Regions from separate parts of the Homo sapiens genome. Here region 2 is linked to region 1. Evidence: chromatin loops called from intact Hi-C (ENCODE). Cell type or tissue: B cell. All regions are shown on one strand.

What was found. Hi-C counts contacts between places; a loop is a spot of excess contacts. Peaks named below come from ENCODE experiments on the same cell type or tissue, not always from the same donor. Only the 100,000 strongest peaks of a DNase experiment are listed, where the experiment ranks them.
Region 2: a loop joins it to region 1, with 4 times the contacts of the local background. A loop is called at or near these places in 20 of 110 quality-filtered maps.

The regions. Positions count from the first base shown.
Region 1 is chr16:10,811,934-10,814,433 of GRCh38, forward strand. The region is part of intron 2 of TVP23A (trans-golgi network vesicle protein 23 homolog A); the gene reads right to left. Among named protein-coding and RNA genes, the nearest start is that of TVP23A, 5.6 kb to the right of the region's middle. RefSeq lists an enhancer at 1,229-1,278. In B cell, no CTCF peak of the experiment used is centred here; no DNase peak of the experiment used is centred here.
Region 2 is chr16:10,867,127-10,869,626 of GRCh38, forward strand. It overlaps a transcript of CIITA not described here. Among named protein-coding and RNA genes, the nearest start is that of CIITA, 8.8 kb to the right of the region's middle. In B cell, a CTCF peak has its summit at 1,498; DNase peaks (open chromatin) are centred at 235 and 1,625; H3K4me3 peaks cover 2,338 bases; H3K27ac peaks cover 2,500 bases.

The DNA of each region.
Region 1 (2,500 bases):
GGCAAACGGAATTACATTAAACCTAAAAACTTTTGTGCATCAGAAGACACAACCAACAGAATGAAAAGGCAGCCTATAGAATAAGAGAAAATATTAATATACAGAATAAAGACCTCAACAACAAAAATCCGATAACTGATTAAAAAAAACGGGCAAGAGACTTGAATAGACATTTCTCCAAAGGTGATATACAAGTGGACACATAGCACATGAAAAAATGCTCAGCAGCATCATTAACCATTAGGGATATGCCAATCTACACCACAACGAAATACCATGGTTATCACACCCATGAGGTGGTTACTATCAAAAACACAGTCAATAACAATGTTGGCAAGGATGCGGAGAAACTGGGACCCTTGTACAGTGTTGATGGGATTGTAAAATGGTGTAACTGATGTGGAAAACAGTATGGTAGTTCCTCAAAAAATTAAAAATAGAACTACCATAGGATCCAGCAATCCCACTTGTGGGTATATGGCCAAAAGAATTGAAAGCAGAATCTCAAAAAGAGATTTGCATACCCACATTCATTGCAGTACTGTTCTCAACAGCAAGAGGTACAAGTGTACCCAAGTGGATGAATGGGTCAACAAAACATAGTTTATTCATATCATGGAACTATTATCCAGCCTTAAAAAGGAAGGAAATTCTGGCACATTTTGTAACATGGATGAAACTTGAGGACGTTATGCTAAGTGAAGTAAGCCAATAAAAAAAGGACAAATACTGTATGACCCTTTTATGGGGTCCCTAGAGTAGTCAAATGCATACAGACAGAAAGGAGAATGGTATTTACCAGGGGCTGGGGGAAGGAGAGTTGTTAAACGGCACAGAGTTTCAGTTTTGCAAGATGAAAACACTCTGTTTCACAACGTGACTATACTTGAACTACTAAACTGTATAATTTAAAATGACTAAGATGGAATTTTACGCTGTGGGTTTTTTTTAATCACAGTTTTTTAAAGTTGAAAAAAAAAGTAAAAAGAAATAAAAAGTTTGCCCACCGGGGAAAAACACATACAGCATGGCTAACATTTCCTCTGTGTGCCCAGCTCTGCTGTGGAATCACACCCTCCACTGATCCTGCAAGATGTGATGTACTTCCCAGGCCCCCCACCGCAACACTGCACCTCACTGACCTGGAACCAGGGACAGAAAGAGCAGAGACCAGAGCTCCATCCCCAGGGCTTAGCCCAGCACCTGCCCCTGGCAGATGTTGAATAAATATTTAGTAAATAAACTGTATAATAACCACGTGGTGAAGTCAGGCTGATACAATTATCCCCATTTTACCGACTGGCCAATGGAGGCCCAGCAAAGTAAGGTGACCTGTCCAAAAATCACAAAGCCAGAAAGTGATAAAGGAAGAGATGAACCCAATGTCCCAGACTCCTGTGACAGGCCCCCTTCCACAGCATCACCTCCTTTCGATGTCAGCCTGGAATCCATTTCAACAAGGGATTTACAAATAACTGTTTTCACTCTATACTAGCGATTCTTAACTTTTTTGGATCATGGGCCCATTTGATAATCCAATTAATGTTTGGATCCTTTGGGAGCACTTTGGGAAGATGAGGCAGAGAGATCGCTTGAGTCCAGGAGTTTGAGATCAGCATGGACAACATAGCAAGACTCCGTCTCATAAACAAACAAATAAACAAATAAATAAATAAAGTTTGGATCCTTTTTCTAAAACAACACACATATGAAACTTAGATAATAGTTTTCAGAGGTTTCCTGAACCCCTGAAGCCCATCTGTAGACCTCAGTTAAGAATTCCCTTTCTAGGCCGGGCATGGTGGCTCACGCCTGTAATCCCAGCACTTTGGGAGGCCAAGGCACTAGGATCACTCAAGATCAGGAGTTCAAGCCTGGCCAACATGATGAAACCCTGTCTCTACTAAAAATACAAAATTAGCCAGCGTGGTGGCACGCACCTGTAATCCCAGCTACTCAGGAGGCTGAGGCAGGAGAATCACTTGAACCCGGGAGGCAGAGGTTGCAGTGAGCCGAGATCGCACCACTGCACTCCAGCCTGGGCAAAAAGAGTGAAACTCCATCTCAAAAAAAAAAAAAAAAAAAAAAAAAAAAAAATTCCCTTTCTACACTGCAATCTGGGTAAATTCATTTGTTCTCAGGATTTTAGAGCCATCTCTACATTCCTACACATCAGAATCAATGGGGTGCTATTTTAAATTCATGTTCCTAGGCCCATCCCCTGTGAATCTGGTTAAATAAGTCCAGGGCCAGACCCAGGAATCTGCATTAGGCACACCGAGGATTCTGGGATGGGTGGCTCTCAAACATACCCACCTGGATACATGAACTGCTGCCTCCCAGATCTCTGATTGCAGCCCTGGTGACTTCTCGAGCTCCTGGCCTCTCCTCCCAGCTGTCCACTGGCTACTAGAATGTTCCAACACAGACTAACAAGGACCACTCTGAGTTCAACATCTTTCCCCCAGAAGTGCTTCTTCACCTGACTCACCAGACCACC
Region 2 (2,500 bases), 55 kb after region 1:
CCAGCTACTCAGGAGGCTGAGGCAGGAGAATTGCTTGAACTGGGAAGGCAGAGGTTGCAATGAGCCGAGATCACGCTACTGCACTCCAGTCTGGGCAACAGAGCAAGACTCCATCTCAAAAAAAAAAATAGAGAAATGGGGTGCAGAGAAAGGAGGAGCCAGAGAAAAAGCTGAAAGCAGAGCCCACTGTGTGTGTTGGGGGGGGGCATGTGTGCGTTTGCATGCATTTGCTTGTGTGTGCATGTGTGTGTCTGTGTGACACACAGAGACAGAAACCGAAAGACAGAGGGAGAGCGAGAAAGGAAGGGAGAGAAAGACAGACACAGAAAGAGACAGAGAGACAGGCAGAGACAGGGAGAAAAGGGAGGGAGAGGAAGGAAGGTGGAGGCTGATGGAGGAAGAGAAAAAGGGAGAAGGTGGGGGAAAGAAAGAGAGAGAAAGAGAGAATAAGAACTCGCTTACGGGAGAGAGAATGAAGGCCTTATTTTTAAGAGCGTTGGTGGCACACAATCATCTCAAACCAGAAAGACAAGCCTGCACTGTCCTCTTTCCACTCACATCCTTGGCTCCTCCAACTTTTTACGTCTCCTACCCACTTACAAAGAAGTCCTCCCTTCATTGTAATGTCACAACTTTCTTTCTTTTTTTGAGACGGGGTCTGTTCTCTTGCCCAGGCTGGAGTGTAGTCGCATGATCACAGCTCACTACAGCCTCCATTTGCGGTGCTTAAGTGATCCTCCCACCTCAGCCTCCCAACTAGCTGGGACTACAGGCATGCACCACTATGCCTGGCTAATTTTTTTTTAATTATTTTTTGTAGAGATGAGGTCTCACTATGTTGACCAGGCTGCTTGCGAACCCCTGAGCTCAAGCGATCCTCCCACCTTGGCCTCCCAAATTGCTGGGCTTACAGGCATGAGCCACCACACCCAACCTGGTCATAACTTTCTAAAGACGGTGTTTGTTCCATCTCCTTCTGAAATGCAAGTCTTGAGAGAATAACAGTGATTGACATTGATTATTTAGTGTGCCAGAAACAGCCTAAGCGCAATCTAGAACCCTCTTACTTCTCCCTTGACCTTGAGCCCTTTGATCCCCATCCTTATTTAACACTTAAAGAAGAAAACAGACTCTGCCCAGGGGTGACGCAACTTGCCCAGGTCCCCCAGGTGGGAAGCGGTGAAGACTGGATTTGAAGACAGACAAGCTTTGATCTTCAACTTAGCCTTCAGGGCATCAAATGCATTTTGGCGGCCTTATCTTGGGCACCAGGGCAGTGTTGTTTACCAGCTTTCCTGCCAAGACAACATTTCTACAGGGCTGGTTCTTCTTGTGGTCAAATTCTCACCCAAGTGGTTTCCATCGTCTATTGGACTCCTCTTTAATTCTCTTCCTCCTAACAGTCACCTAGGCAAAGGGGCATCTTTACCACCCAAACATTCTCCCTTGGCTTCTCAACAGGGGCGCAGACAGCCAGTGTGGTCTTGATGGTGGCACAGATGCCACCTGGGGGAGAAGCCAGAACCTTCCTCTCTCCCTGGCTGCAGCCCCTCCTGCCCCAGCCACATGTGCCTTCACTGCCGGACACTTCAGCCCCTCCCACCCCCTCTTTCCGAGAGTGCTGGTTCCTGTTATTTAACTCTGTTTCCTCCCTCGGGAGGTAATATATTTATTTCTGATCCCACGTGACTCCAGAAAGTGGAACTGCACTCGGGGCCCAGTGTGGTCTTCGGGGAGCTGGGAGGGGTGCAGGGCAAGTTGCTCTTTTCCTGCTTTCTCTTTCTGCCCTCCAGCCAGCTTCCCTCCAGGGCTGCCAGGCTTGACCTGCGACAGTGGGCAGGTGTGCTGCTGCTGGGCAGCTCTCAGAGGGGAAGAAAGAGGACAGGGCAAGAGAATTGCATGGTTTGTAAACAAAGGGCACTGACTTTCATTTTGATGGGGGTTCGGAAAAGGAAATCATCCATGTGGGGTTTTTGTGACCCTCCCTCTCAACCACTCTATAATGACCTTGGCCCTCTGCTGTGCTAAACGCTGCACTGGCTCCCACGTTACTCAGAGAAAAAGCTAAATCTGGACAATGGCCCACAAGGCCTTTCCTACCTCATCAGCTCCCTGCTCTCATCCCCTACTCCTGTCTGCCTTGTTCATCTACTCCAGCCATGTTGGCACCCTCGCTGTTCCTTAGACACGCTCAGCACACTGTCTGCCTCAGAACCTTTGCACATGCCGTTCCCTCTGCCTGGAGCACTGTTCTCTAAGCATTTTCTTGGTCAACCTCCTAAATTCCTTCTATTCTTTGCACCTTATCAATGAAGCCTGCCCTGACCAAGCCATTTAGAATTGCAACTCCTCCCTCCACACTCTGAGCCCCCTCCCCAGATTGATTTTTTCCCCACTTTTTTTTTTTTTGATACAGAGTCTTGCTCTATCGCCCAGCCTGGAGTGCAGTGGTGAGATCTCAGCTCACTGCAACTTCCATCTCCCAGGTTCATGCAGTTCT